3 separate regions of the Mus musculus genome follow, and regions 2 and 3 are each linked to region 1. The links are chromatin loops, found by intact Hi-C in ENCODE. Cell type or tissue: heart. All regions are shown on one strand. Region 1 holds the start of Morn4 (MORN repeat containing 4). Region 2 holds the start of Pgam1 (phosphoglycerate mutase 1). Region 3 holds the start of Exosc1 (exosome component 1).

What was found. Peaks named below come from ENCODE experiments on the same cell type or tissue, not always from the same donor. Only the 100,000 strongest peaks of a DNase experiment are listed, where the experiment ranks them.
Region 2: a loop joins it to region 1, with 2.9 times the contacts of the local background. A loop is called at or near these places in 1 of 42 quality-filtered maps.
Region 3: it touches region 1 in a loop (2.4-fold over the local background); 1 of 42 quality-filtered maps calls a loop at or near these places.

What each region holds. Positions count from the first base shown.
Region 1 is chr19:42,085,956-42,093,955 of GRCm38, reverse strand. It overlaps Morn4 (MORN repeat containing 4), which reads left to right and starts at 7,586. Exons shown (of 5, transcript NM_198108.2): 1 at 7,586-7,759. It overlaps Pi4k2a (phosphatidylinositol 4-kinase type 2 alpha), which reads right to left and starts at 3,521. Exons shown (of 9, transcript NM_145501.2): 1 at 3,020-3,521. The coding sequence starts at 3,454. In heart, a CTCF peak has its summit at 3,416; DNase peaks (open chromatin) are centred at 3,655, 4,595 and 7,555; H3K4me3 peaks cover 3,506 bases; H3K27ac peaks cover 3,151 bases.
Region 2 is chr19:41,911,151-41,919,150 of GRCm38, reverse strand. Pgam1 (phosphoglycerate mutase 1) reads right to left here and starts at 7,280. Exons shown (of 4, transcript NM_023418.2): 1 at 6,965-7,280; 2 at 3,272-3,546; 3 at 2,328-2,508; 4 at 486-1,545. The coding sequence starts at 7,103. The coding sequence ends at 1,376. In heart, CTCF peaks have their summits at 4,241 (motif pointing left) and 4,441 (motif pointing left); DNase peaks (open chromatin) are centred at 6,250, 6,600 and 7,290; H3K4me3 peaks cover 4,083 bases; H3K27ac peaks cover 3,036 bases.
Region 3 is chr19:41,929,540-41,937,539 of GRCm38, reverse strand. Exosc1 (exosome component 1) reads left to right here and starts at 4,226. Exons shown (of 8, transcript NM_025644.4): 1 at 4,226-4,288; 2 at 4,376-4,491; 3 at 6,110-6,184. The coding sequence starts at 4,258. Zdhhc16 (zinc finger, DHHC domain containing 16) reads right to left here and starts at 4,095. Exons shown (of 11, transcript NM_023740.3): 1 at 3,875-4,095; 2 at 2,657-2,802. In heart, a CTCF peak has its summit at 4,151; a DNase peak (open chromatin) is centred at 4,129; H3K4me3 peaks cover 2,725 bases; H3K27ac peaks cover 1,284 bases.

The DNA.
Region 1 (8,000 bases):
GATGCAACTTCTAGGAAGGGCCAGCAAGGGTGGGGACACATTCTTTCTCTCCCTCTTCCCAATGGCTGATAAACAAGGAAGCTTGAGTAGCCATTAGCAGAGGACGTGTAGGCCACACTCTGAGGACGGGCACATCTGCAAGCACAGTGAAAAGCCACGCTGGTTCTGAGAAGCCCATAGACTCCCTTTACATTTGAGATAAATAAACCTTTTTCCCACCTTTGGTCATTATTTAAAAATATCTGTCACACACAGGCTAGCCCAATGCTAACCGACACCAGAGAAACTGAGTTCGCATGGCTGACTGCTTCTCAAACAGTAGTGAGGTGAGGAGCAGAACCTCGGAGCCAAGATGCCTTCCTAGGGGACCGACCTTGTGCAAATCAATTACACCGTACCCAGGGTCACCTGTGGAGACAAAACAGTAGCAACCTCCGAGGTGGTTATAGGGAACAAGTCAATATTCATAAAGCACTTGAACTATTCTGCCGTACAGTAAGCACTATTTAAGCATTAATTAAATTTAAATACATTTGGTGCAGATTCTGAGGTGACAAATACCAAACTGTTTCTGTGGGCAGTCTAACCTCCACAAGCACTCAGGAAGTGGCTCCTCAGTCCTAGACCACACTTTCAGAGGGAGCAGGGCAAGGCAATCATATTACTAATCTTTTTTTTCTCCTGTTTTGGAAATGTGTGTGTAGATTTTTACTTCTAACAGAGGACAGTGGCCTGAAACTTAGAGCCTGAGATCCTAACCACCGCCCAAACCAAAACAACAGCCTCCAAACCCGAGCCCTACGGCCTGTCCTCCATGATGAACTGAGGTAACAGAACTCACAGATCATGTTACTCCCATTTATCAGAGCACCAGATCATTTCCCAGTTGACCTGACATACTTCTAAATGAGAAAAAAACAAAAATCTTCCTCCTGTGGCTATCAAAAGGTCCAGGCAACACGTTACACATTACCCACTCGCCCCCCGCCAAAACACAATTCCTACCTAAGTCCCATTCTGTTCTGGAATAAAAAAGAATGAAGTCTTGCTGACTTGGCTTCTTGTGCTGGAGCTGAATCAGGGGCCTTGTGGACGTTCTCAAAGTTTTTTCCAATCCAGTTTATACCAGCGCTGTTGACAGAATGGCTCTCTGGCTTTGTAATCTCAAGGGCAGCTCTGGGTAAATGAGCTCTATCAAGAGCAGTAAGTCACAACCCACCCTGACCAGTTCCACACAGCAGCATGCAACCCATCTAACGAGCACACAAGGGGCTGGAGAGATGGCTCAGAAGCTGCCGCTCTTCTAAAAGACCCGGGGTTCCATTCTCAACACCCACATGACAGCTCACAGTCATCTGAAACTCCAATTCCAGGGACCCAACCATCCTCTGGGAAAAGACACATAAATAAAGACAAAATATCAAGACACATAAAATGTTTTAAAATAGCCGGGCGTGGTGGTGCACGCCTTTGATCCCGGCACTCGGGAGGCAGAGGCAGGCGGATTTCTGAGTTCGAGGCCAGCCTGGTCTACAAAGTGAATTCCAGGACAGCCAGGGCTATACAGAGAAACCCTGTCTCAAAAAACAAAACAAAACAGAACAAAAAAAAAAGTTTTAAAATGAAAAAATAAGATAAACAAAGAGTCCACACGGTACCCTGGAGGTTCAGGCAGGAGGAATGTGAGTTGAAGCCAACCTGGGCTACAGTGAAATGAGACAGGGTGCCTCTAGGTAGCTCCGACTGCCCTAGATCTCGTTCTGTAGATTAGGCTGGCCTCCAATTAACAAAGAACCCCCAGCTTCTGATTGCTGGGATTAAAGGCTTGGTCCACACCTGCTAATTTTTAAGGTTGCGCTTTTGGTTTTGTTTTTAAATTCACACACACACAAATGCAAGAGACCAGCTGCCCAGTGGTGGCACATGCCTTTAATCTCAGCACTGGGAAGGTACAGGCAGGCTGATCAAGGCCAGCCAGGTCTACAGAGTGAATTCCAGAGACAACTAGGGCTACAGAGAGAAACGGTGTGTGTGTGGGGGGGGGGGGGGCGATATATGGAGAGGGAAGGGAGGGAATTTTGATACAACTTTAACACCCATAATTTTAATACATATAAAAATAGTAAATTTTTAAAATGAACCATTTGGCACATCTGACAACATCAACAAGAAAGAGCTGACATATCTTGACCTACTAATCCTCTAATAGCTCTGGTCTGATCTGTGTCCAAAGTTTTAAATTCTTATGAAGTCTCAAATGGATAAAGGTCACTTCTTCGCTGCCTCAGTCACCTCATGCCCCACATTATCCTGCTTCCACACCCCCCCAGTACAAAAGCAGGCGACAGAATTAAGGTCAGCAAAACTGCCCTAGCTAAGTAAACTGCTAATATAGAACTGAAGGAAAAATTAAAGGGCAGGAGACAGTTTCGTGTTTTTAAAGCTCCACACTCTGACACTGAGGAACCATAAGCAACGATATGAACCTTTTCCCAGAAGTGAGCAATAATCAGGACAGATGACACTGACGAATCCACCCACGCTGTCACCAATGACTGCTAATAAGAAACCTGGGATCCCTACAAAGACAGCCCCACAACACAAGAGGGAATTAAATCCTCTGAGTCCGTGATGGGTCGACACACAGCTTTGGGCCAAACTAAAATAAATAAATAAAAGGTGAAAGAGAATAGGTCTAAAACCCTGAATCTGGAGGCAATGACTAGCTACTTGTCCCAGTAGTTTGAAGCTAAGGGACCGACTGGAAAGCAGCTTGGGTCAGGACTTTTCTGCCCCGTATCTGGTCAATTTCCTCTTTTCTCTTTTCGCTCACGCCTTCCCCTGCAAAAAGGTTCTGATTGATTTCTTCATCCCGCGAGGTTTCTCCACTTCCAGTCCCCAGAAGCATCCCCAATCTCGCCGGGGGCTGGCGCTGAAGTTTCTTTTCTGCACCCTTTCGATTCCCCCTTTCCCCGGTCCCAGGGCGCCGCCCCCGCTGCGCCCGCACCCCCGCGCTCACCCCCTGAGAGTCCTTGACGAAGTAGCTTCCACTGGAGCCCTGGTAGATGCGCTCGGGATAGATGCTGCACTCGATGGCAACCTCGGCCTGCCGCACCACCACCTCGAACTCGGGGTCCTCCGGGAAGTCGTTCCGCTCGCGGTGGGTCTGAACGGCGTGCGCCGCCACGGCCGCTTGGGCGGCCAGGGCCTGGGCCTGCACCGCCACCGTGTGGGTCTGGCCCTGCGCCGCCGCGCCCCGGGCCCGGTCCAGCAGGGGCTGCCGCTCCCGGTCGTGGCCGGGCGAGCACGGCGGTGACGGGCCGGAGCCGGCCGCCGCCGCCACGCGGACCGCGCCCCCCGGTACTTGCGGAAAGTGAGCTCCGGAGCCCGACGGGAAGGTGTACTCCGGGGGTTGGGCCCGCTCGGGGGACACTAGCGGGCTCGTCTCGTCCATCCCTCAGGCCGCCGGCTCGGGGACCCGGCGCGCTCCACACCAGCGAGCTCGCGGCCGTGACCAATCCGCGGCACTCCCCCACCTCCCGCTTGGCCAACCAGGGAGCCGCGCCTCCGTAGCTCCGCCCCTAGCCTGTCCTGTTTACTTGGCGACGCGTAGGCACGGCCCCTCGCGCTTGTGTAGTGGCCAATCAGAACCTGCGCCTACGCAATCGCGGCCTCCTTAGCTTTCGCGTCACCTTCTGTGGAGACCGCGCATGCTCGAGACAAACCCGGGTTAGGTACGCCCTCTGCCCTTAGCCCGCCCCAGCTTCCAATTGGCAGACAGATCTTCGGAAGCTTTTCCGATAGCTGCTTCCTTGCTAACTTATTGACTGGCTACGCTGAGCTGACTGTGAAACTGCAAAATGTCATTTTTGTGTCACTAAGCACCAGCTATGGACAAAGAATTGAAACGACAACAATGACATAGGTCACTTGTGCTATCGCAATAAGTTAAAAAAAAAAAATCCTAGTACCTCAGCCGGGCGGATGCCTTTAAACCTTTAAACCTTGCACTTGGAAGTCAGAGGCAGGTAGATCTGTTTCTTTGAGTTTGCGGCCATAGTGAGTTCCAGGACGGCCAAGATTACACAGAGAAACCCTGTCTCGAAAAACCAAAAGTAAATAATAAATGTCAGTCTTCATGCAGTTTACATAGTATGCTTTGCTCATATACTATGTAAATCTGATCATTGAGGAAAGCTTTGGTCCCTTGAGAATAAATTAGTCCGTGACTTTATTCACCTGAATGTCTAGACACAGTTGGTCCTCGTTTTCATTAATAAAAGGAAGAAGCTTTGTCCTCACTCTGTATAAGCACCACCGGAGACAGATATAAAGCTAACAATATTAGCTGAAAGTTCGCAATAGTTCATAGACTTGAGAACGTGAGAAAAGGCCGTATACAGGGTCTGTACCAAGAGCCAGCTGCTAAAGGAAGTAGCTGAATTGCAAGGGGAGAAGGGAAGAAAAGGCATACCATGCACAGGGAGCATTGCCAAAGTGAAGGAGGAAGAAGGCTAAAGCCTATTTAGGACACCCTGCTTGGCTGAGGAAAAGCAGAGCTAAACACTAAAGGCCTAGTGAGCCAGCAGAGGGCACGTGACATCCGGAAGCTTCAGAGGGCAGAGCTTGCAGGAGTGCAATGTAGAGCGCATCCACTCTAAACCTAGAGACAGAACAGAGGCTGCAGGCATGGAGGAACAGCTAAGGCACTTGCTGCTCTTACACCGGAACCGGAACCGGAACCGGAACCGGAACCAGTTCCCAGCACTCATATCAGGTGGGCCACAAAAACCTCTAAGCCTTGCTCTAGGGAATCTGACACCCTCCTTTAAGCCTTTTCAGGTACCTTCACACGGACAGGCACAGAAGAGAGAGTGACAGAGAGAGAGAGAGAGAGAGAGAGAGAAGAGAGAGAGAGAGAGAGAGAGAGAGAGAGAGAGAAACAGACAGATTCAGAAGAATAGAGAAAATGATAATAATAATAATAATAATAATAATAATAATAATAATAATAATAATAATAAGGAGGGACTGGAGCGATGACTCAGTAGGTAAGAGCATAGCACCCACATGACAGTTGTCTATGTAACTCAAGCTCCAGTGAATTTGACACCCTCGCACAGGCACAGAGTGCAGGCAAAACACCAATGCATATAAAATAAATAATAAAATAAATAATTTCAATACAATTATAGTGTAAAATGTAATACATAAAAACATGGGCTTGGAAATCAGAGATGTTTGAAGTTAAGCTCTGTTCTATAAATTATTAGCTTTTTTTAAGAAGTTGATTTTTAAATTTTCTAAAGTTCCCCATCTATAAAATGACAGTAATCACCCTTACCTATAATCAGGACACAAAAAGCCTTCCACAGACATCCCCTTTCATAACTGCTGAGATTATGATTAATGGGATTTTTGTTTTTCATCTCAGAACCACCAGCAAGCAGAAGTTTTCACAGAAGATGACCAATCACATAATCACCTTAATGTTTTCCGTTTATTTCATTTTTGAATGATCGCATGTACACGTGTGTCTCGTGTGTGTGCATGTGTGGTAGTCAGAGGACAGTAACTGGTTCTCACTTCTATGTGAGTCCCAGGGATTAAACTCAGGTTGTCAAGCTTGGTGACAAGTGCCAACCTGGTGACCCATCTCACCAGCCCCCATCAGCCTACTTTCTTGAGTCAAATTATTATTCCGACTCGAGAGAAGTACTGAACCGAAAGAGCTATTGTTTAGTTGTATGTGTGAGAATGTCTCCAACTTCTTTTTTTCCAATGAATCCTTCCAGGGCTGAGAGGCTATCCCAGTGGTAGAGTGTTTGCTTACCATATAGAAGACCCTGTGTTCACCTCCAACACAACAAAAAATAAATACACCATCCTGGCCAAAGATCTATATAGAGTTCAATGGCCTTTTATAGGTAAAGTAGCTATGTAGCGATGTCTACCTAACTCATGTAGTGATATAATGGGTTCTCAGAACCATGGAAATAGTATTTGATATCATTCATCTCATTTAGCTAATGGATTTAATATTATGGGCAAGGAAAGATCCAAGATTCTGAGTTCTCCCTGGAATTCTGAGTTTTCCCCTCAAACTTTATTTCTGTGTCTGCCACTTGGGACTAGGTTTCTCTTTTAGGTAAGTCTATGTCGAAATACACATGGAGAGCGCTTACCCAGTGCTAAGTATGTGCTGGGCGTTGTATCTTACATGGATTCGCTTCACTAACTCCCATTATAACTCCAATGATGTTGGATGCTGTGTCCCAAGGAGACAAGGTAATTTGTTCTTACCAACAAACCAACAAACCATCTTGCTGGCCAAAGAAACTACATTTTGCAAGCTTTTGTTGTTGTTGTTGCAAATTTATAGGTCTTTCCATAATTTGGTCTCACATAATCTGTGATTTAATCTCATTTCTTCATATTTCCTAACACAAGTTCTAAAGAGATCCCTTTCTTTACATTCTATTTTTCAATGACTGCACTTATTTGTTTTGTTTTGTTTTGAGACAGGGTTTCTCTGTATAGCCCTGGCTGTCCTGGAACTCACTTTGTAGACCAGGCTGGCCTCAAACTCAGAAATCTGCCTGCCTCTGCCTTCCGAGTGCTGGGATCAAAGGCGTGCGCCACCACGCCCGACTCAATGACTGCACTTTAATCTACAATCTATTCCACAGTTTAGCTTATATTACCTAGTGAGTATTATTAATACCATATTGAATTTATTGGTCTGATCTTATTTTACAGGCCAGAGAGCTCACTAAGTTACTCAAAAACATACACAATTTGTAAGTAGCGAAGATAGGATTTGAACACAGAAATCAAATCTTTTCAAATTAACTTCAAACTACCGTTCTTTTGGCGTTATGTTCTCATACAGGTCCTGAAAAGCCACCCTTATTTTCATCATTACCATTTTCTAACCTGCAGCTGAAGAAATCCCAATCCAAAAAGCTATTTGAAGCCATTTGCTTTGTCTTTCAATGCCTCACACATGTCATATGAGTTCCATGAGAGAAGCAACGACGGACAACCCTGGCTTCCCAAGCCCTGAAGAACTTGCTGCCCACACGCACTTCAATAAATAAACATACAGCTATACAGACATTCGGGAACAGTATTTGGGAAGATTTGCTCCAATAATAGCAATATATTTTAAATACAGAAGACGTGGAACACAGTGATTCCCTATGAATGCAAATGTGCAGCGCATCATTAATTACAAAGCTGAGCTTCTAAAGCACGGTTTAGGTTTTCTCTTCATACTTAGCGGTGGAGTTGTTCATGCATCTAAAAATCACAACCTTTAGAGAGGGTAGCCACTTTGAACACTTGTTCAGCCTTATTTAGGATTAAAGTTTATGCCTGGAGGTCTCTGGAGAGGGGAAACCTGGGTCCTTGTTTTCTGTTGGGACTAATGAGATTGGACAGCCGGCTCAGCCCCACCTCTCTTTCAGATCTTTGGCCCAGACTCCCAAAACACTGGGCCCCTCACAAAGATGGCACGAAAGAGGGCTGGACCAATGGGGAGTGGCGTTGCTCGCGGTTGCCTAGGTAACAGCCAATGAACAGCAGGAATTGTGCCCAGTGCGGCCCGTCAGGGATGGCGGCGTCCAGTGTGGCTGAGGCGGGTGGAGGTGGCGGAGGGGAGAGTGGCAGTTGGGAGCCCAGAGCAGCAAAGATCCTAGCTGCTGGAGACCCGCATCGCGTTGGGGCGTGACAGTCGTCGCCCAGAAGCCAAGCTCAGGTAGGCTCGCGACGCGGGTGGGAGGAGGACCTGGGAGTGCGGTCCACCAGGTAGGGACTAAGGCGGCAAGCAGGTGACTGGGCTAGGGAGCGAGCCTCTGTCCTGGCTGTACTGACCAGAAGGTGGCTGTGAGTGGGACCCCAAAATTGGGTTTGGAATTTCGATCCAGAGGTTGTAGCCCCGGAGAACACAGAACACTGGTTATCGAGAGGGGTGTGCCAGGCTGTGTCTGGAGGGAATG
Region 2 (8,000 bases), 170 kb after region 1:
TTACCTGTTTACAGAGCCATCATCTTGCCAGGCCTCCTGATGCTTAACTTACTCTTTGGTTTACCCGTTTGTATGTATGTATGTATTGTATGTGCACCATGTGGGTGTGTGCTAGAAATCAAACCCACATGGTTTGATTTTGTTATATACAAAAGCAACAAGTACTCTTAACCACTGAGCCACCCCTCCAATCCTTCATTCTTAAACTCTACAGGAGATTCTGGGAAGCCATGTTGGACATCCAACAGTTATTGGTTTCCTTTCCCAACTTGGTTACGTCAGTGTATTTAATGGCTGGTGAGGTGTACTTTCATGTGTATGGGTGTTTCCCCGTGAGTATGTTTGTGCACCGTGTCCAAGGCCAGAAGAGGATGTTGGATCCCTCAAAGTAGCCAGCCACCTCTGGCACCTTTAAAACAAGAACTTAATGTGCATCTCAAACTGAATGCTGTGGTTTTCTCAGACCACAGACACAAGACAAACAGTAAAGTATTGCACATCACTCCTTTATTATACTGATCTGGAAAGAGACTTAGTTGTTACGCCCAAACGAGCTCTGAACCCACACGGTAGGGTCAAGCAGCTGGAACATGATTCAGACAGTGAAAGACAAAAACTCGGACATGATCCAGGGGTACTTCACCTCTACAAAACAAGGCCAAGGGATCCAAACACAGCAAGAGGTACAAGGAGTTTATCCCACTGATATGAGGAATGGCTTATTTTCTGGTGACCACACAGGACTGTTTCAAATGTCACTAGCAACCTCAGAGTTGCTTTTGTGTGCTGATAATATGTATATATACTTTTTTTTGTAAAAGTAAGTGTAACATAGACTTGACAAGATTGATCCCAACCTTCTAGGGCCAGCAGCTCCTTTAGGGTCAGAGAGAAATTAGGGTTAAAAATCACCATGAGGTTACTTCCACTCTCCACTGGAATGACTATGCCCCCAGTTACCTAACTGCAGGAAGAGTGCAGGACAGGTTCCAGGGACAAAACTGGACTGCAGCTTTTCATTGGTCACACCACAGCACAGTTCCTCCCTGAATTCTTCCTAAGCAGACCCTTAGTAAACAAAGACCTAAGAAAAACTATAGTTACTATCTCTCAACTCTCCTGGTACAGGGAGCTGTCCCTCGATGTGGTCCGAGAACCTGCACCCCCAGAGGCGTTATTCTGACTAGATTCTATGAAGGGAGTGGGTGCAGGGGATAAAATACTACAATGAAAACGGGAGCCACAGGCCCCCATCTGCAGCTACAACTTAAACTTAAAATCCTAAAGACATAGTCAGTGTGGCAGGTGCTGGGGAGGGTGCAGGAGGCAGGAACAGGCAGGGAGGGTGTCGGGGTAGGAGTCTGCCTCTTCGCCTTCACTTCTTCACCTTGCCCTGAGCAGCCACAGCTTCCATGGCTTTGCGCACGGTCTCCTCGTCTCCCAGGAACTGCATGGGCTTGATGGGCTTCAAGTTCTTGTCCAGTTCATAGACGATAGGGATGCCCGTGGGCAGGTTCAGCTCCATGATGGCCTCTTCTGAGAGACCTAAAAGAGCCACCATTTTCAGCCACAAGAAAGAGTCCACATCCCCTATAGATTTACTCTTTATCTACTAATAGCAAAGCACTTAAGTAGGAACAAACAAAACATCCTTTCTGTGGATCTAGTGGATCTTAGTGGATCTAGTGCCCCATGGACCAGCCCCCAATTACAACTTTCAAGCCTCTTAACATTAGAAAGAGTGACTAAAGTATACAAGATTCTAAGATGAGCCACCAACAAACTGCAGAAAGTTACACTACAGAAATCCCTACAAAAGTACATGTGGAAAAGCAGAAAGGACTATGTTCTCCTGGAACATCCTATAGCCTAGCCACCTGCACCTCTAGGTCCTCAAGGCCTCTAGGACCTGCATCATTATGATCACAGTTTCAGCCGGCACTCCTAAAGCAAGTAAGCATGTACGTTAATGCATAGAGTCACTTAGCATGTGACAGTTCTGAACTGAACATCCTATATATAGCAGAGTGTCAAAGGCCCACTGTCACTATTTTGTAACGCACTTCCTGTTGCCTTAGAATCAAGGTCTCACTATATAACCCTGGCTGGCCTGGAACTCTAAGTGATTCTCTTGCTTCAGCCTCCCTGGTGTAAGCCACCACATCCTGCTGGCAGACCGTAGATTGAGAAAGGAAGAAACAAGTTTGTCTTTAAGTCCATCTGCACTATCATACTTTCCCCAGAGGTTTCCTTGCTACAAAACTCAGTCTGATGCTAACAGCTGTGTTTAATCATCCTTACGGACTCCTGGAAGAAGATACACTTACCCTCCAGATGCTTAACGATGCCCCGAAGGCTGTTGCCGTGGGCGGCAATCAAGACCCTTTTCCCCTCTTTGATCTGGGGGACAATTTCTTCATTCCAGAAGGGCAGTGCTCTGGCAATAGTGTCCTTCAGGCTCTCACAGGAGGGGAGCTGGTCTTCAGTAAGGTCTGCGTACCTGCGATCCTAAACAACAACAAAGGCTTATTTCAAGGTCGCCAGTTATTCCAAGTTGCACTTCATGTCTATCAATTCTACCTAGCTCTGATCTTAAGGGATTACGTGACTAATGAACATCTCCCTCAAGGGTCCAGAATGCAGCTCAGAACTTGAACAAGATGATCAGTAGTCACTGCTCTGCATCCTCATTTCCCAATCCAAAACACATAATTTAGAATCCAGGGAAGAGGTTTAACAAAACAAACAAGGTTTCCCAATTCACTTTAGTTTGCTGCTAGCTTGGGAAGGCTGGAAATGGCTTTATAAATGGCAGTGGAGATGTGGAAAGAAGGTACCCTCTCAGATACAATACTAACTTCTAACTAAATCCTATAACAAGTGAAGGTCATTACTTAGCAATGGGAGTTATATTACTTATTACTATTGTAATTTTATAAGGTTAATGACAAGATGTAGACACAAAAGAGGCCTAGGGCTGGAGAGATGCTCAGCTGTTAAAAGAGAACACTTGCTGTTCTTCCACAGGACCCAGGTTTGGCTCTCAGCACTCAGAGGTTCACAACCACCTCTAGCTCCACAGGATCTGATCTCTTCTGACCTCCAAAGGCACTAGGCAAGCATGTGTGCACATATATACAGGCAATATATACAGGCAATATATACAGGCAAAACACCCATACACATAGACTTGGAAAATAAGAACTTGGAGTGAGGCCCACATGCTAACTCAATGCTGATGAATTGACCGCACCTGCATCGGTAACCATACCTTGCTGATGTTGCTGTAGAAGGGGTGATCAGGCTCCATGGGAGGCGGTGGGACATCATAAGATCGTCTCCAGATCTTTACCTGGGCCTCACCATGCTTAGCAGCAGTTTCTGCTTTGTTGAGACCTGTCAGACCGCCATAGTGTCGCTCATTGAGGCGCCAAGTCCTGACCACTGGCAACCACATCTGGTCAATGGCATCCAGGACTGTCCAGAGGGTCCGGATTGCTCTCTTCTGCACAGAGGTGAAGCAGATGTCAAATTCATAGCCAGCATCTAGAAATTAAGAAGTGCAAATGAGCCAGGTATTGTGGCACATGCCTGTGATCCTGGTACTAGGGAGACAACAGGGCTTTGTGAGTTCAAGGTCAACCTGACCTCCACCGCAAGTTCCAGGACAACCCAGGCTACAAAGAGTCCTTGTCTCAAAGAAGGAAAAAAGTCCAAGTGAGAAGCTAGCAAGGCTAACATGAGCTCCAAGGATTTTATACAGAAGTCTCTTTGGCAAAGCATTTATTATCCTTGCATCCCTTGAGTGAAATTTTGTCGACTTACATTACAGCAAATAGCACACTTCCTCTTGACTCCAATAATTCCAATAATGCAGTGTTAACCAACTAACCTGAGGCTATACATCTTACTCTAACTCCTGAACACATTTTGATTGAAACCATGTTCAATCCCCAGAACCCACACAGTGGAAGGAGTGATGACCACAAGTTGTCCTTCCCCCATACATGCACCCCAAGGCATGCACATGTGTACAGACCTGTGCTTACTCAATAGAAAAATGGGTTTAATTTTGTTTTAGTGAAAAAGGATCATAAATAAAGGGCTGAAGGGGTGGCTCAGTGGTTAAGAGCACTGACTGCTCTTCCAAGAGTCCTGAGTTCAAATCCCAGCAACCACATGGTGGCTCACAACCATCTAGAATGAGATCTGACGCCCTCTTCTGGTGTGTCTAAAGAGAGTGACATTGTGCTCACATACATAAAATAAATCTTAAGCCTTCTACACCAGGAAGGAGCAAAAGGGGAAAAAAAAAAAGAAAAAGAAAAAGGATCATAAAATTATGAACTCTGGGGCTGGAGAGATGGCTTGGCAGTTAAGAGCACTGACTGCTCTGCCAGAGGTCCTGTGTTCAATTCCCAGCAACCACATGGTGGTTCAGAGTCATCTGTAATGGGATCTGATGCCCTCTTCTGGTATGTCTGAAGACAGCTACAGTGTACTCCTATACATAAATAAATCTTTAAAACATGTGAACTCTTTAAGTCATAGCTAACCTTTCTAAAGGGCTCATGCTCCCATACCACACTGTGATTTCGTCTTCACTAGAATCCTATGATGTTACTATCTTCTCAACCCATTTTTAGCAGACAAGCAAATAAAGACAAGCACTGGGCTCGGCAGCATGTTTTTAATCCCAGCTCAGTAGAGGGAGCCTGGGGGAATCTTGAGTTCAAGCCTAGCTAGTTGGACTTGTCTTTATATTTTTGAATTAAGGAGCTGTCCCTTTTCTTATCCCAGGACACACCCCTGTGTTCACCAGCACACAAGGCCCTCTTCAAGTTTAACCACAAACTTTTCTGGGCATTGCTTCATATTGAGACTAGCAACAGTTATTAAAAAAAAGAAGTAAAATTTCCTGCCAGTCAGTCAACTGACAATGAGGCCACTGAGACCAGCTAGTGGGGACAGGGAAGATTAATACCAGGAAAACCACTACCACCCACAAGGAAAGACAATCTCACCCCCGAGCCTCTGGACAAGCTGATGAGAACTGACAGCCATCATCACAGCCTTCACCATCTCCTTAACCAGGAGAGGAGGGATGTTCCCCAACAAAAGGCTGAGTCACCCACAGAACAAGCCTCAGCACCCGTGATGAGATGCTACAGGCTGCTGTCTCACTGCAATTATTTCCAAATAGTCCCCAAGGACAAAGTGGTACCCCCTGAGGACCCTGGCAAGAATGCCATAGCATCAGAAGCACAAAGACACACCCATTTAATCCAAAGTACAGCCAGGGGGACAATGGACTCTCATCCCCCCCTTCGCCCCCTCACCCCTGGCCTTCCTCCGCCTGAGGCTGCATGGAGGCCTCTCTAGTTTCCTTCTGAAATCTGCAGGAGGAACACTGGTGGAATGAATGGTATGCACCTTGGGTCTTTTCTGTTACTCAATTATCCACAGGAGCCCTCAGTCGGTTTTTGCTTTTAATCTTCCATCCTTTAATCATCTGTGATATCTCTGGGAGATGCTAAACTTACAGTAGCTTTATAAAGACAGTCCAGCTGTGTAGTCCAAGTTGGCCCATGCTCTATAGCCTCCCTTCTTAGCTGCCTGGGTGCTGAGAAAAATTACAGGCATGCAACACCATGTGCGCCTAACGTGTGAGGTTCTAAAACTTAGTGCTATAGTATTTAAGGTTGAAATGGATCTTGTTATTTTCCAGCTCAACGTATAATCATCTTATACCCAGAGAACAGAGGCAGTTAACTTTGTCCTGAGCTAGGCATAAGCAAACTACCACAGGTCTACACAGTGCTTCATGGCACAGAGCTCAAGAAAATGGCTTCCTTAACCAGTACTTTCCTTTTTTCTAGCCTCTCCTACATAGGCCATGCATCTCAAAAAGCAATGTTTCCTTGCCTCAGGAATTCGTATTCAAAATCTTCCCTCATCTGAAAAGGGTGTACAAGAAGCTAGGGAGGGCAACCAAGACACAAGATCACTTCAGGTAGGCATGAGCAACCCTTTTACACAGCTACTGCCGTGTCCAAGTTAGGATGTGCCCTAATCACCAAGAGAAGTGCCTCTTCACTACAGGGAGCGGGGAGGCCTTGCTTTCTTATTAGCATTCCAAAATCACAGAGAACTGTGGGTGGTGCGGGGCACCCAGCATGGATAGGCAAAGGCGAGCTTATCTCCTGGACGCTTTCACCCTTTGCTCTGCCTCTGTCCTTGGCCAAGGGCCCGCCAGTTCCTCACACTTACTTGTTACTCCACCCAGAAATGGGGCAAGGACACTGGATTAGAACTAAGTTTTGTATGACCTTGGACAAATCTTTCCAGTCACTTTTCTAAACTATAACAAGAGGACGGAGAGAGGTAAAAAGGAGGGAAATTAGATCTGCCTGCTTCATAGGGCTGGAGAGAGCATCAACTGAAATCACCCACTCACATTCCTGGATTCGGTTTTGTGGTTTGCTGCTGTGCTACAAAGCTCTCCGAAGCACGCGGTTTCCAGGTTGTCTCAAAGGCCATTAGACATCCCCACCTAACACCCCCCCACTACCCAGGGCGAGCCCGTGACCTGCCGCTTCGCCATGATGGGCAGGCGCCTCAAGTATACTCCGGTACAGCCACTGATGTCACGGGGAATCGTCCGCCAGGCGCCCTAGGCCCTCGTGGTACCCTAAAGGGTCCTGGGCGCCACAGGTGGGGCTGCTCGGACCGGAAGAACAGATTTTAGCCTAGCGGCGGCTGTGCCCTCTTTCTGGCACAGACTCTCAGACTTAACGGGGTGACCTTGACAAGCGGGTTCCCCACCCTGCGTTCACCTCCCCAGATGAAAATTCAACTGCAGAGGCCGACCGAAGTGCCCGCCTCTCGAGAGGGCCCGGGGGCTCAGGCGACCCCTAGGCCGGTGCTGGCCCAGTACGCCACACAGCGCTCGTCCCGCTCGTACCTCGCAACGCCTGCCCGCCGCGCTTCGCCTCCTCGTGGCCCGCCGGGCTCAGGTCGGCGTCGTACCAGCCGCTGAAGCGGTTCTCCAGGTTCCAGGCGCTCTCGCCATGCCGGATCAGCACCAGCTTGTAGGCAGCCATGGCGACGGGCAGAGGATGCAGCAGCAACTGAGGATCGCCGAGATTCTCTTCGCAGCCCGCCCCCCGCCCCGGTCGCGCCTGCGCACTTACAGTCTCCCGCCCCGCTTCCGCGCACTTTCTCCCCGAAATCTTTCCACTCGCTCGACAGACCGCCGCCCGCCCCGTGTGCGCATGCGCCTCAGGCAAGTTCTGCGGCCTGCTAAGGGGGGGGTGTAGTGCACCGCGGCGGCAGTGCGCATGCGTTGTACGTAGCGGTACCCGCGTGCTACCCGGCAGTCACGGAGCGCACGTAAGCAAGGAGCGCGGAGGGTGCTGGTTGCGAGCTTGAGCTCCAGGCGCCGACTGGACACGCCGCGCTTCCTCTTTAGGGATGATCAACTATCCTCTGACCAGTTCTTCAGCCCTGCCAGGCCACAGTCCCATCCCTGCGCAATTCCAATATACACCCTTTTCCTTTTAACTTGTACTTCGGACAAGTCATAAGACGTCTCAGCCTCACTTGTAAAATACTCTATAAACCTAAACGTGGGTTGTTGCTATTTCCCTTCAACAGAACATTGTTCTTTTGGGTTGTTTTGTTGTTTTTTGTTTCTAGTTTGTTGCTTTTTTTTTTTTTTTTTTTTTTTTTTTTTTTTTTTTTGAGACAGTCTCTCTGCGTAACCCTGACTGTCCTGGAACAAGTTCTGTAGACCAGGCCTAGAACTCAGAGATTTCCTGTCTCTGCCACCGAAGTGCTAGATTAAAGGCGTGGTTCATCACGCCAGTTAGAGCACAGCTTTTTTTTTTTTTTTTTTTTTTTAAGATTTATTATTTATTTTTATGTAGCTGTACAAATGGTTGTGAGCTTTCCTGTGGTTGTTGGGAATTGAATTTTTTAGGACCTCTGTTCGTCCTGGT
Region 3 (8,000 bases), 160 kb after region 1:
GAAGACCCCAAATCATCAAGTTAGAGCACTTTTCAATTAGGCCAGTCATCAGCTATGAAAATAGAAAAGGTCACTTTTCTATAGGATTTCCAGTGTCATTATTCCAACCATATTACAGGATGTAGGGAATGAAGGTCATATTTACATTATACTACATGATTATGCAGGAAATCCCAGGTAATTTACACTTGAAGGGCCACAGTAAAGAGAAACAGCTTTAAGTCGGAGTTCTTTTCTGTGTGTGAAGGACACATGTGGAGGCCAGACATGAGTATCGGGTATCTCTTCCCCTGTCGCTCTCCATGTATTTCTTTACAACTGCATGTAAGTGGACCATATTAAAAGTATCTTTTATTGGCCTGAATTAGTTGTTGTCTCCCCTCCATCTGCTAACCTAGGCCCAGTCCTAGAAGCTCCTAGCCTCCATACAATCTAATCTCGGCCTAGAAGGTTTTCAGCCTGAGACTTATCGCTGATTCTGGTTCATCTCAGCTGTTCTGCCTCAAAACACTCTCAGCTTCTCCTAAATTACTATGCGTGGCTTCATACTAACTTTGGCAGTATGTTCTAATCTTCTGGCTCCTTCTCATTCTCTGGCTTGTTCTCTCTCTGCAACCTGTCTCTGTAAAACTGTCTCAATAAAACTGCCTCTTTCCTCTCTCTGCACTGCTCTCTTACACATCTTTCCTTTCCTCTCTCTTCTCATGAGACTTAGGCATATCCTATCCTGTCAAAATCTTTCTCTGATTCATCACTTTGTCTGCCACTCAGTTAGACATCACTTTCAAACATGGGTGCTTCCTTCTACAAACTAACTTTACCTTCATTGTTTGGGATTAAAGGTGTGAACTAAGCAAGTGTCTGTATTCCAGCCAGAGGGATTAAAAGTGTGTGCTAAATCTGAGCCACACCGGGGCTGGTGAGATGGCTCAGTGGGTAAGAGCACCCGACTGCTCTTCCGAAGGTCCGAAGTTCAAATCCCAGCAACCACATGGTGGCTCACAACCACCCGTAATGAGATCTGATTCCCTCTTCTGGTGTATCTGAAGACAACTACAGTGTACTTACATATAATAAATAAATAAATATTTAAAAAAAAAAAAAAATCTGAGCCACACCACAACTAGACAGTTTTTCAGTAAATAAATAACATAATCTTGGGATTCACAATGTGATCAAACTTGCTGCAACAGTACCATGCTTGTGCCTAGTGCCATAGCCAGAGGATCCCTTGAAACTTTCAGATGGCTGTGAGCTATAAGAACAGTCAACCACCACTTGCATGACATAAGATACTTTGTCTCCAATTTCACTCCCAGTCTTATCCTTGGGATATAGCAACCAAGTTAACTTCAAGTATTCAGAGTATGAGACAGTAGTGGGAGGGACCTGCCCTCTTGGGAGCTTTTCCAGGTCTTCTCTGTTTAAGTAGCATTTCTGTGGTTGATAGTCTTGGCCCCAAAATTCCCAGACACTGACTGCCCAGGCAATGAATACAACTGTGGACACAGAGACACCAACAGACTTTCCATGATAGTCTCATTAGCTTCGTAAAAATAATCTGTTTTAATGATGGATGGATAAGGAATACTGCTTTGCCTTCAGCAACCTCACTGACTTATTTAACAGGCAGCTCATGACCCAGCAGAAACTGGATGCAGCTACTCTGCTGTGGAGATGGGTTTCAGTTCAGTAACTGGAGTAAAGTACTCTCCTTGCACCCTGGCTCAACCCCACTTTAAAAAGTTTTGCAAAAATCATTAATGATCTCCTTCCACAATCTTGGAAACCCCAAGGTGAGATAAAAAGATGCAAAAAAAAAAAAAAAAAAGCCTGCAAGAAAACTGAAGCGTAATGGGGAAAAGACCAATAGCCACTTCACAGGGTAAGAGACCGGCCTTTCCCATCACTTCCTATGAAGCTGAAAGAATTAAAAGGAACTGTTGAAAAGAAAGATTGAGGGGCTGGTGAGATGGCTCAGTGGGTAAGAGCACCCGACTGCTCTTCCGAAGGTCCAGAGTTCAAATCCCAGCAACCACATGGTGGCTCACAACCATCCGTAACAAGATCTGACTCCCTCTTCTGGTGTGTCTGAAGACAGCTACAGTGTACTTACATATAATAATAAATAAATCTTAGAAAAAAAAAAAAAAAAAGAAAGATTGAGGCACACGCCTTTAATATCAGCATTCAGAGGCAGAGGCCAGCCTGGTCTACAGAGTGAGTTTCCAGGACAATCAGTTCTATCTAAAACATAGTGTGTTATCCCACCTAAAAAAAAATAAATAAAGATCCTCAAAACTGGGCATGTGTGTACATCTGGAGACAAGCGGATTAGATAAAAATGATCCTTGGCTTCACAGCCAGTCTGAGACCAGCATGAGATACACGAGAATGTATCTTTATAAAGAATCCGACTGTCAATCACCTTCTCCATCCTTGAGTTCTGTGTGAAATGCCTACTTTAAGGCTCGATTGACCAATTCTCATCTATGTATACCCTATTTAGGGTTCAAATCTTTCCATAAGTAGTCCTGGAACCTTCTTCTCTAAACCTTAAATTCTTATACATACAAATGTATGCGTGTACATACATACATACATATACACACATATGCCCAAGGTTTAAATCAAATGCTTATAAACATCTTAATACCTGGCTTGTAGAAGTATTCAATAAATACTTGTTGAATGAATGACCTGGAGAGATGCAGAACAGGAAAGGCTGGCAGCTGTACAGGAGCCAGCAAAGACACTCTCACCAATGTGATAACACCCAAGTATTTGCTGCGCTCATCCTTTCTGATTAACAAAGAAATAAAACCAGTATTAGAATCATAGCTCTAGAGATCAATAACCTAGAGGACAAATCAAACCGGAAATCAAACCCGTAAAATGGAAAGCTTGTGGTGCCTATCAACTCTGAGTGAACAGAGTGAGACCAGGACCCTCTCCCCTCAGCCTAATGGGATATCAGGATAATGACGAGGCTAGAAAAAGACGTATTAAATGGGCCACAAGTGAAAAAGTTTTCCCTCAGGAAACAGAGAAAAAGCAAAGTCGTATTTACATCTAAATGTGGCGGGAAGGCACGAATGACCTGAATGCACGGAGGAGGAATAAAGCCAGCATAATTTCTCCACACTCCAAGTACTGCCACCTCTCAGTAGGACCCACAGGCCACAGTGGCCATCTGCCACCAGATTAGAGATTAGCAGGCAAGAGCACTCCCCTAAATCACCATCTGTATCTCAAAGAAGCCTGGCTGACAGGGAGGGAAGGGGAGAGAGCAATAAACTCCAGAGCCAATAGATGAAAGTGAGATCAAAGTCATGGCAAATTTCATCCGGAAAAAGCTGCTGCTCCCGGAACCTTTGCCACCTCAAGCTGATGTCAGATATCAATAAAGCACAATATTCTATTAATGAAGGCTTCTTTCCCGGCTAACATGCTAAAAGGGAAAAAAAAGCAAAAGGAATGCTATGCTAACGTCAAGCTGCTCATTCATAGTTAAGGAGCTCACACTCTATAGAGTATCTGCCTGCAAGAGAAGAAACTGTCGTTCTACAAAACTAGAAAAAGGTTGTGTCTCCAGGTGCAGCAGGGTCCATCTATGATGGGCTCAGGTCCAAAAAAAAAAAAAAAATCGGCTTAAGCTTGGGCTGTCTCGAACCAACTTCGACACTTTGTTGTACAAAGCAAACCTGGATCTGAGTCTTCAAACTCATGAAATGGGCGAGTTGGGGCTGAAAATGCGTTCGGACCTAGGAGGACGCATCCACGCAGGGCAGGTCGTAGAGAGATCAGGAACTTAACTTAAAGGCCTGGACACCGGGACTCGGATGGGAAGCAAGAACCGCGCCTTTACTCTTACCTGCCTCCTGCCAGCTTCTCAATCAGCCAGATTAGGCCCAGTCTCCCTGTCCGCCACCCACTGCCTCCCCTTCCAGCTCAGGACCCAGGCCGGGCCGAGCTAAGGCTGACCCACCATGGCCCTCAGCCCACAGCGCTAGCCAGCGGACCGGGACCCGCCGCCCGCCCATCACCACCCAGCTGCGCAGGCGCGAGGCCCGGAGCCCGCAAAGGCACGCCCAGAGATCTGTCCCGGGGCAGCCTGGGAAATGGAGTCAGACCTCGCTCTTACACCCCGTGCGGTCGAAGGCGCCAATTGGTACTCGTGTAACTGCGAGGCCGCTCCTCTAGCTGACCAATGAGAAGTCGTCTTGGTTCTCATCCGGGTTGTGGATGGTGGCAAGCATGGCACCACCGGTGAGGTACTGCATCCCCGGTAAGTGAGCGGTCTCCGCACGCAGTTCCAGGCTGTGTGGCAACCAGCTTCTGGGAGCCCGTGGCTGAGGCAGCTTGTCTTCTGCAGGCGAACGTCTGTGTAACTTGGAGGAAGGCAGCCCCGGCAGCGGCACCTACACCCGGCATGGCTACATCTTTTCGTCGCTGGCTGGCTGCCTGATGAAGACCAGCGAGAATGGCGCGGTAAAGGAAGCGGCTACCCAGCGCGCGTTCCCTCTCCGGGTGCCGTTGAGTTCCGGTCCTTGGGCACAGGCAGAGCGGGCGGACGCGTCTTTGGTGGCTCAGCCGCAGAACGCTTTGGTCTCCCGGCTGTGATCTCTGCGCTGTGCTGAAGCACACCGGCCGCACACCCGTTAGGTTAATCTGACTTAAGTTCTGTGGATGCACACAGAAGGAAGTGGAGGGAAAAGCACGCAAATGTAAGAGTAGCCCAGCCAGCCGAGAGCTTCCTCACGTGGTACATCTCGACTACCCCTCCGCTTTCATGTGTCCCACGTCACTGACATCAATGTAGTAATGCTGGCGATTTCCAGTGTCTTAGTGCACTAAGCTCGCTCTTGTCGCGAAGCCTGTGCAATTCACGTGTCGTCTATCTGGAACACACTCCTGCTCAACCCCTTTATTTAATCGGTTTTTTTAGTTGTTTTTTTTTTTTCCCAGAGAAGCCCTTCTGGACCTTCTGACTAAAAAAAAGTGGGTTTGGTGGCAGAAGGATCGATATGCCCAAGAATCTCCCTCCAGGGCACTTATTTAAATGTTACTCTTGATCACTAGATTCTTGCCCAACTAGACATTTAAGTGGAGCCACGATTGGTGGTACACCAGCGTATCCCCAGCTTCTAACAGGCACAGATAAAAGCAATCGTTGATACATGTAAGACGATAAAAAATAAATAAAAACTAAAACCTTAGACTTGTGGCTCATCAGTACAGAGCTTACGTAGTATGCTGACCCTGGGACCACAGATCCAATCTCCCGAAAAAATAAAAACTCTTTAGGAACTGGCTAGACCTAAACATCTCTCTTTGTGTTGAGCTTATTTGTAAAAACAGATTCCAGTCTGTTGGTTCTGGAGATAAAGTCAGCCTCAGCCTGTGTGTTTAGTCACTGCATCGATGTCTCTTGAGCACTTTCAATGTGACCTGCTCAGGGCTGCCCTTATTTGCTACTGGGGATAGAGTCACGAGCCCAATACACAGCTTTTCTTACTGAGGAGGCGGACAGAAATCATGAGCAAATGTACAAAAGAATTGTGCGGTACAATAAGAACATGTAACAGGCTCTGTGCATTCTAGACAGTGACAGGATTTAGTCATCTGAATATAAGTAGAGGTGGAGGAGAGCAAAGAATGTGATCCTCCTGTAGAGAATGGGTTAGACGGACACTGACATGGGAGGGACTTAGTAAGGTGAGGAAACCGCACCAAGCAAGAGAGGTAAGATGGTACTTGCCAGCTGCCATTGGACTAAAACAAGAGTTGCCATTCTGTAGCATTTAATTGCAAGATCTGACTTATGAAGTGTAAAAAAAAAAAAAAAAAGTATAGCTTGGAAGAGTCAGGATATTCATAATTATAAGCAAAAGGATTTGTACCAGGAAATTCCAAGAGAATCTTCAGTAATTTACAACTAATCAGAAAGGCTATATTAAACCTGGCCACCTAATTCTAATGGCTTCTGATCCTCTATTTCCTAAAATGACTGATGTCCTCTGCTATAGGCTAAAAACTAATCTACAGGCTGCTTTCTCAAACCAAGGCTTACTTAGCCACTACACTGACCTTTCTATTTTCTCCACAGGTTCCCGTGGTGTCAGTGATGAGAGAAACAGAGTCCCAGTTGCTTCCAGATGTGGGAGCTGTCGTCACCTGTAAGGTGAGCGGGTCCTAGTCACTGTGCTATAGCTGCCATGGTCGGCTGCTGAATTCAGTAGTCGCCTGGCTATATAGGGCTGTTGAAGTTTATTTGGATGTGTTGACTCAGGCCTTTAATCCCAGTACTTAGAAGGCAGAGGCAGGTAGATACGTGAGGCCAGCCTGGTCTACTGAGTGGTTTCAGAACAGCCAGGGCTTCCTAGAGAAACCCTGTCTCAAAAGAAAAGAAAAATGAAAATTTTATTTTTAGCCAGGCTACAATATAGATACGATTCATCCTATCTGTGGTCTCAGTATCTGGAAGCTGAACAGAGTTATTGGACAGTAGTTCAAGACCAGAATAGGCTACAGAGTGAGACCCTGTACCCCACAGTCCCAACGCTCTTCACATTTTAAGTAATCAGTAGCAAATCGTGGTTAGTGACTGCCATATTGGCTGGCATAGGACTTTTGTTTGGGGGGTGTGGGAAAGTGATGGACTCCTCTGAAGTACACCCTTGGGTCTAGCAAATGATTCTTTATTTTGTTTTGTTTTATCGCGTGTGAATAGTCACCTTGTCTGCGTCATATGCATGCCTGGTGCCACAAAGCCTAGGGAAGGGTGTGGCACCCCCTGGGACTGAAGGCGCAGATGACTATAGGCCCTCGTGTGCCTGCTAGGAATTGAATCCAGACCCTCTACCAGGGCAGCCAGTGCTCTGTAACTGCTGAGCCATCTGTCCAGCCCCAGGAAATGACATCACAGAAAGTTTTGCAGGCATAGGTGCACACTCCTCAGATGGTGCTTGAGAGGTGGGGGATCTCAAAGGGGAGCCGGGCTGCGTGGTAGATCTGTGTCCCAAAGAGAGAAGACAGACTGGGCAGCATGTGCCTTTAATGCCACCACTCAAGAGGCAGAAGCGGGCGTATCTCTGTGGTTCAAGGCCGACCTGGTGTACATGGCTAGTGCTGATACGGGGGGGGGGGGGGGGGGGCTACATAGTAAGACCCTGTCTTAAACAAAGGGGAAAAGGGGAGGGGTGGGGGAGAGCATGGGTCAGTCAGTAAGGTGGCTTATCTGGTCAGTCACTTTCCATGCAAGCCTGCTGACCCATGTAAATATGAATCCAGGAGAAAACCAACTCAACAATGGTGTCTGGTCTGATCAACTTGCCACATACTAGAGTTAACCTGGAAAGAGGGAGCCTCAGTTGAGGATTGGCCTCTGTCAGCTTGGCCTGTCTATGGGACATTTTCTTGATTGACATTTGATATGGGATGGCCCAGGCCATTGTGGGCAGTGCCACCACTAGGTTAATGATCTTGGATTGTATAAGAAAGCTAGCTGGGTAAGCCAAGGAGAGCCAGTAAGCAGCACTTCTCCATGGCCTCTGCTTCTCTTCCTGACCCTAAGGTTTTGCCTTTACGTTTCTTGGCTTTCCCTGATAATGGACTGTAATGTTAGGAGTCTTCCCAAGTTACTTTTGGTCTGTGTATTTATCACAGTAACAGAAAGTAAACCGAACAGACCTCCACACTTCTGCACTTCTGCTGTGGGACATGAGCCTGCACTCAGTGCACCCAACACACACTACTACTACTACTACTAATAATAATAATGAATTTCTAAAAGGTGAGAAAGGCTTGCTCTGTTTATTTTGTTTGAAGAAGTTTCACTGTACTCTGTTGATCTGAAGACTTCCAGGATCAAGGTAGATAGTTCAGCATCACCATTTCCTATGCAGTGAGTTAAGATCCCAGCCTAGCATCAAGAATTCATAATTCCGGGCTGGAGAGATGGCTCAGCGGGTAAGAGCACTGACTGCTCTTCTGAAGGT